2 separate regions of the Mus musculus genome follow, and region 1 is linked to region 2. The links are chromatin contacts, found by Hi-C or POLR2A ChIA-PET in ENCODE. All regions are on one chromosome and are shown on one strand. The core of a region is the stretch at or near the end of the contact, and the rest is flanking DNA. Distances in the headings are between cores, read along the strand shown. Region 1 overlaps Rgs7 (regulator of G protein signaling 7). Region 2 overlaps Rgs7 (regulator of G protein signaling 7).

The links. Hi-C counts contacts between places; a loop is a spot of excess contacts on that map. ChIA-PET counts read pairs that join two places held with the same protein, here RNA polymerase II (POLR2A).
Region 1: a map of left cerebral cortex shows a loop between it and region 2 (2.1-fold over the local background). The contact joins two enhancer-like sites. A Hi-C loop is called at or near these places in 1 of 37 maps with a recorded cell type or tissue (left cerebral cortex). POLR2A ChIA-PET finds 5 or more read pairs at or near these places in 1 of 5 experiments (Patski).

Annotation. Positions count from the first base shown.
Region 1 is chr1:175,294,616-175,298,570 of GRCm38, reverse strand. The region is part of intron 2 of Rgs7 (regulator of G protein signaling 7); the gene reads left to right. Among named protein-coding and RNA genes, the nearest start is that of Rgs7, 200 kb to the left of the region's middle. Within about 2 kb of position 1,846, at least 1 of the 3 ENCODE cell types and tissues checked has a DNase peak (open chromatin) inside an H3K27ac peak, as active enhancers do; it is left cerebral cortex, where a contact is called at or near this core.
Region 2 is chr1:175,140,816-175,144,799 of GRCm38, reverse strand. All of the region lies in intron 6 of Rgs7 (regulator of G protein signaling 7), which reads left to right. Among named protein-coding and RNA genes, the nearest start is that of Grem2, 220 kb to the right of the region's middle. Within about 2 kb of position 1,542, at least 1 of the 3 ENCODE cell types and tissues checked has a DNase peak (open chromatin) inside an H3K27ac peak, as active enhancers do; it is left cerebral cortex, where a contact is called at or near this core.

The DNA.
Region 1 (3,955 bases), core at 597-3,096, 150 kb before region 2:
CACTCTTTAAAAGAGTGTTCTAATTAGATTTAAAGTCACTCTACCTCATGCTGAAAGCACTTAAAAACAAAGTTAAAAGCCCTTGACTAACACATTGAGTGTTTGTTTTATTTCTAATGCTTAAAGCCCCAAAGTGGTACACTTGATCATGCCAGACCATTCAAGTTAATCTCACGGGGCAGTCATCATTTACCATAGAGCCTGAGAAGAAGAAACTCACCCAACTCATTGCTCTTTTGTAGAATTTATGAGAAACCTTCTGAAAAAAGGGTGTGGCCCAACTTTTAAAAAATTCTGTACAGTTAATCACACTCCCCATGGTGCTGACTACCATTAAATACTAACTATTCTTCTGGTAATACATGTGTGAAGGAATATAAATATAATTATCGAGTTACCTAATTGACATTTAACTTGCCAGCTTAAGCCTACAGGTATGGGAAAGGGGATTTGGAGAATTTCTGGCTCTTAAGTGAAGTTCCCTGTGTATTTCTTTGAAAAGCAGCTTTTATTTTTTGTTAATCTGCATAGCCACTGTTTCTAAAGCAATGTCTCACAAATGGGATGGAAGTATTTCAGAGCAATAAAAAGCATTTGTATATTTACACACATATTCCATAGGCAATATTTTCTAATATTATAAATGACCTCTAGACTTTTAAATAACACATCTTTTTATATTTCCCCCTCGCATTTATTCTAGTATGCATTTGTGATATATATTCTTTAACATTTAACTACTATTTCAATTTTCATTTTGAGATTGTCGACTGGCGTAGTAATTTATTTTTAGATGAACCATTTTCTGAAGATTGACAGATATTTTGTGGCTGGAAAAGGATTGCATTTTTATGAGATGTGTAAATTTAAATTTTTAAAACAATATATCTACCCCCTAAAATATGACTTAAAGTATTCTTGATCTGTAACTTGTATTGATTCTCAATGACTCGAGTATAATGTTACCTTCTCAGAAAAAGTCCACCTGACAGTTGCAGGTAGAATTCGATGCTCCTTCTCCTGGGATTCCTCTGTATCTTTACTTTGGCTCTGAATTAAAATCTGAATTTTTGTGTGCATATCTTCCTACACTGTAAAATGATAAACTTCTCCATTATGTGTACCACATTCCCCACTTGAATACTATACCGTCTTACCTGTCAGTGTTCTGCAGATACTCCTCAGAGACCAGAGTGAAGAAGAGGAAAGCAAGGGAAGAAGAGGGGTACAAAGAAGGAAGAAAGTAGCCAGGAGGAAGGGAAGAAGGCAGGGAGAAGATAAGGATGCAGGGAAGTGAGCAGAACAATAATATATATATTGAATTTGGTCATATGCTGGCACTCAGCAAAGGCTTGTTTCTATAGTTAGGAAATGCTGTCACCCAGACCTTAAAAAAATTGACTTTGGGGTGCTAAATAAAGAATGCACAGTTTGGAAAGAATAATTATAGCTAGCACTGATGTGGTGACTCTCTCTACCTGGCCCTTTCCCAAGCTCTCTAGTGGGTATATAGGGGGCTGGAAGTAGGAGGGTGTAAACTCATTTAATCCTTATAACAACTCTAGTAGGCGGATACTATTAATTGTCATTTCTCTTGCAGATGCTGAGGTTAAGGGACTAAAATGATGAATATCTTTCCCAAGGACAGTGGTTAGAGTAGCAGACCTGCTGTATTAACATCAGGGGGCAAACTCTGTTAGACCTCTGATGTTTATCACCTGCAAATGCATGCACACAAGGACGCTTCATGCTACGTTTTAAAGGTTAAAACCTTTGAAATTTGAACGTGTTTTATGGGATGACATAGTTTGTACATTACAGTTATAAGGCAGCAGCAATCTATATTTGGCGTCACGACAACATGAAGAACTGTATTAAAGGGCTGCAGTTTGGGGAATGTTAAGAGTCACCGCTCTAGAGGAACTGGGACACTCTTCAGTGTGGTGGAACTCTTTCATTATCCTCTCCAGCACTGAATGCATCCAGGAAAGCCCCATTTAGTGTGGAAAGCATGAAGACTTTCTTATGGGGATCAGTGGCCACAGAGAGTCTGAGAAGAGCTGAGAGAAGAAAAGAATTAGTAGAATTCTCAAGTGGCTTAAGGTTTTCTATCTGGGGAGTCAAAGCAAACCTCTCAGACTGGGACATGTGCTCTCAGCTGGCCTGTGGTTGTAGTTCCTAGGGTAAAGAGGTGTTACCATAGCAAGGAGTTTAGGACTGCCAGAGACATCCTCTGCTTATTGTCCTGGGAAGAGGCACATGCTATAGTCTTTAAAGGACTCTTTCCTCATTTTTGCTGTTTTGAGACAGGGTTTCACTATGTAGTCCAGGCTGGCTCCTGGCTCACAGTATAGATCAGGCTTTTCTTGATCTTTTCCTGTGTCAGCTTAACCAGGGCTGGGATTACAGGCATGTACTCCATGTCCTGTCACCTACTTATCTCTATAACCAACTCCTGAGGTCTCACTCTGTGTATAGAAAAGTTCCATTAGTCAATGGACAATCACTTTCATTTTGCCCTGAGTTACAGTGTGGATTCATGTCATCAGTAACTCCTGGGAACAGAACTGGACCTGCTCCCATTCTACTCTTCTTCTGCTGCCTCATGTTAGGTTTCGTTCAGGGATGATCTCCTGTGTGTCATCTTGGGAGGACGCCCATTCCTTGCTTCTTGCCTCAGTCTCCTAAGTACCGAGATTCCAGGAGTGAGCCATCACACACAGGTTAAGGCTTTGTAAGTAGAGAGAAAAAGTTGCTTCCGAGAAGCATGACTGTGACAGCCATTTTATCCAGGTTGGTTGCATCCAGAAAGAGTTGTAAGAGGAAGGAAGCTGTTCACCTGCCAATCACACCCAGGGTTCCTGAGTGAAGGGCTTGGGTGAGGCTAGAGTGTGTGGCTGAAGCTAAGGAGAAGTACTGGGGCAAGACAGGCCATCATACAGGTTATCACATAGCCTTTTCTGAGACGCCGTTTTGTTACCCTCCCGTATTCATTGACACATAAGAGAGATGCTGAATGCTGGAGGTCTGTGACTGAATCAACCCAGGGGCTTTTCTTCTCGTTGTTCACTTGACAACCACTTAGTAACAATCTCCTATGTGCATCCAGGCATTTGGATGGATAAGGGCAGGCATGAGGCTGAATAGGTGACATAAAGACTAACAAACATATATTTATTTAAAATTCTACTTTTGACTCTTTCATAACTGATCAACTATGGAAAGAAGCAGCAAGTGGTTGAATTTCCTGGGCATGATCCCACAGTCTCCCAAAGGTGGTAATTCCGTCTACACAGCAAACGATTTACTTAAGGAATTGCTGATCCTAAGAAAGCAGTGCTACAAGAGAAAAGCATAATTACTGTTGGCCAAAGAATGAACTTTTACAGCATGGGTAAGCCACCATCTAGTCTTTCTTTTCCAAACATCAAAGTTGCAAGTTGGTTCAACAAGGAACTTAAAGAGCATAATGTTTTGTAAGAATCTATCCAGCCTGGAAAACTGTACTGAAAAGCCAAGCCACGCCTTTTTGCATTTTGTACATGGAAACATCCATTACAAGAGGTTTTCCCTAAAGAAGTAGCCTTTCCACTTCATGATAGAGATCAGTGATAGGCAAGGGACAGTGTACCTGTTTGTTATCTTCAAGGCACACATCTAGTGACCTATCAGTTAAAACCTCACCTCCCAACCACCACCATCCTCTGTCCCCTAATGGTAGCTCTGATGGGAACCAAGGATTCAATATGTGAGCCTGTGAGGGACACTTTCTATTTGCAACACTGCATTCTCATTTTTCATGGATTGGTATTACCCAAAGAGATACAGGAATGACAAGCTCATGGTTTCAGATGTATTTAGAAGTGAGAAATTTTCCATGAATGAATTGAGCCTGAATTTTCTTTTTGAAACCTTGTCACTGTTGTGCTGAGCCTGGCAATGTCCCAGGAGTGAA
Region 2 (3,984 bases), core at 293-2,792:
ATCAGTTACCATTGGTAGAAAGCTTACTATGTCTAAACATTTGTGTTTGAGAGTGGGATGACTGGAAACTCATGGACTGATTTAAAAAAACCTAAAAACAGGCAGAAAATCAAAATCAAATTGATAGTTTATAAGGTTTCAAAACTGGATCAAAACTTGAATAGCTGACAACAATGCCTGAGATACATGAATATATTAATAACTTCATTATATATAGTATTGAGATTCTCAGAGCTCAAGATGCTGGGGAAAGGGAAATCATTCTATTTTTTTTAAACTGGAAATTATTTATTCTTGGTGGAGCACATTACAATTCTTTCAAATAGCTCTATCCATTTACCAAAAATAATGTTTTTTTTCAATGTGACATCAACTGATATTTATTATATAACAGTTCTCATTTTAGAAGTGCTCTAAGAGATCATCCACCATTCTATTTTACAGTCTGCTTCCTAAATCCATGGGCATTTATTTGCTTTTAATATCTATCACTGTTTTGCGTGCTTAGAAAATCAGGTGTTAGTGGTTCCTAAAATTGTATTCTAGTGAGCAGATTTTTAAAACTTAGTAAACTTGAGTCACTACTGATCCAATGGATTTTAAAAGGATCGTAACGGAGTATTATGGTTTTAAGTATGAAGACACAGAAAGATTAAAGATAAAGTAATAGATAAATAGATGCCATGTCACCGTGGTTAAAATAAATCTACAGTAGATATCTTAGTATTCTATTGCTGTGATGAGACAACATGACCAAGGCAACTCATATGAAAGAAAATATTTAATTGGAGGCTTTCTTACAGTTTCAGAGGGTTAGTTCATTGTTATTATGGCCAGTAGTATGGAAGTATTCATGGTGGTGGATCAGTAGCTGAAAGTTACATCCTGATCCGTAGGCCAAGAGAGAGAACTGGGACTAACATGAAGTTTTGAAACCTCAAAGCCCACTCCCAAGGATGCATTTCTTCCAACAAGGCCACATCTTCTAATCCTTCTTAAATAATGCCACTCTCCCTGATAACTAAGCATTCAAATATAGGAGCCTATAGGGGCCATTTTTATTCAAATACTATAGTGGAAAAATTAATTTCAGGCAAAGTGGAAGTATAAGTAAAGTACAGAAGATTTTTAAGACAGCAAAACTGTCTTTATGAGATTAGAATAGGAGATAAATGTAATTGTACACTTGTGGATATTCACAGAATGTTCAAACCAGCAAATGAACCATTGTGCCAAATACAGATTCACACATTATTAATTAATGTATGGAGAGTGGCTCTGACTTAACCAACATACCATACTAATGTACGATGTTTATTACCAGGACAGATGCAATGACATTACATAATATGAAACTGCAAATCCTACTCATCTTTTCCTTAAACCTTACAAAACTCTGAAACCGGCTTTCTGGAATTAGAATATGTCTAAGTATAGGGTTTAGAACATGTAACTATGTTTGTCCTCTTTGAAGCTCTCCACATTTCCCGGTTATGTGGCTTGCTGTGTTAGTTTCTAGGGTAGCCATAAAAAGCTGTCACAGCCTGTGTGACTCGAGCAACATGACTGGTTCCCATAAATAAATGGTAGGCATCCTCTGCAGAGAAATTAAAAAGCAAGCTCCTGCAGGGTTGGCTTCTCCCGAATCTCTTCCATTTTCAGAAATCTGACTTCTTACTATATCTCACCAGGCTGTCTCCCTAAACAGTTGCATCTCTGGTATCTCTACTCTTCCTGCAAAAACACAAGTCATCTTCGATTAGGACCCTAGCCTGTTTCTTTAGTGGCCTTATCTACCAAAACAGTCAAACCATGAGGTGACCATGAGGTAGAGGCTCATTACATGATCTTAGAAGAGGACTTATGTTTAGTCTTTACTTTAAAGAAATTTTCTGTATGCTTTTTCTTCTCTTTATGTTACAGCTCATATTTAGATTGTTGATCGTTTTAGTCATTTTAATTTGTTTCATTTATTGTTTTAAAGTTTACTGACTTATCAATCCTCTCCAGTCTACTGATAAACCCATGGTTTTAATCTAAAAAAATTTAAAATTTGTATTAGTTATTTTTTCTTTTTATTAGATATTTTCTTTATATACATTTCAAATGCTATCCTGAAAGTTCCCTATACCCTCCCTCTGCCCTGCTCCCCTACCCACCCACTCCCACTACTTGGCCCTGGCATTCCCCTGTATTGGGGCATATAAAGTTTGCAATACCAAGGGGCCTCTCTTCACAGTGATGGCCGACTAAGCCATCTTCTGCTACATATGCAGCTAGAGATACGAGCTCTGGGGGTACTGGTTAGTTCATATTGTTGTTCCACCTATAGGGTTTGCTCCTGCCTCTCCTGATTCCAACTCTTCCTGTTTCTCACTCCTTAATGCATGATCTCATATTTAATTTATTATTATATGTAGATACACAGACTTTTGTTTATGTATTTATTTATGCTGAGGGCAATGTCAGATTTCCCTCATCCCTACTGGCGTATCAAGTGGTATACTAGTCTCAAATCTCTTGGTTTTTTTTTCTATTTATTTATTTATTTATTTATTTATTTATTTATTTATTTAGTTAGTTAGTTAGTTAGTTAGTTAGAATGTTCACCCCCACGATTGCAGGTCTCACCTGTTCTTACATACTACTTCACACTACTTGCTTTTTCTATGAATATAATTGTATTTTAATCATAGTTCTTTTTAGTTTTGTGTCTTAAGACTTATCAACACTTCTGCACTTGAATAACATTCACACACAGTCATTCAATACAACTTGTCCTTCAGCATGCCTTGGAATTTGCTATTGAAAACAAACCATGCTGTGCTAACTAGTAGAAATGACGACAAATCAACACATCTTCAGTATGAAGAGTATGCTGTCTGGCTTAGCAATTATTTTTCCATTTTCTACAGTCGTGGGTTTTGTAGACTACACCTTTGGTCCTTGTTTTGACTGTCTTTCTTTTGATTTCTTGATTTCTTCCTCCTCTCCCTCCTCTTCCTCCTCCTCTTCCTTCTCCTCCTCCTCCTTCTTTTCTTCCTCCTTCTTTTCCATTAATTTATTTCATTTTGCATCCTGATTGAGGCCCCTCTCTTCCTCCTTCTTTTCCATTAATTTCTTTCACTTTCATCCTGATTGAGGCCTGTCTTAGTCAGGGTTTCTATTCCTGCACAAGCATCATGACCAAGAAGCAAGTTGGGGAGGAAAGGGTTTATTTGGCTTACACTTCCATACTGCTGTTCATCACCAAGGAAGTCAGGACTAGAACTCAAGCAGGTCAGGAAGCAGGAGCTGATGCAGAGGCCATGGAAGGATGTTACTTACTGGCTTGCTTTCCCTGGCTTGCTCAGCCTGCTCTCTTATAGAACCAAGACTACCAGCCCAGAGATGGTCCCACCCACAAGGGGCCTTTCCCCCTTGATCACTAATTGAGAAAATGCCTTACAGTTGGATCTCATGGAGGCATTTCCTTAACTGAAGCTCCTTTCTCTGTGATAACTCCAGCTGTGTCAAGTTGACACAAAACTAGCCAGTACAATTGACCCCTTGTCAACTTGACACACAAACACATCACTAGTAAGCCTCAACCCTTACATTCTTATTCATCCCCCAAGGTCTAAATAACTTTAAAAGTCCCACAGACTTTACATATTCTTAAAATTTCAATCTCTTTAAAATATCTGTCTCTTTTAAAACCCAAAGTCTTTTTACAATTAAAAGTCTTTTAACTCTGGGCTCCACTAACATAGTTTTTTCCTTCAAGAGTGGAAATATCAGGGCACAGTCACAATCAAAAGCAAAAATCAGTCTTCAACCATCCAATGTCTGGCATTCAACTCACGATCTTCTGGGCTCCTCCAAGGGCTTTGGTCACTTCTCCAGCCATGCCCTTTGTAGCACATGTTTGTCCTCTAGGCTCCAGATCCATTGTTGCTGCTGCTCTTGGTGGTCATATCATGATACTGGCATCTCCAAATTACT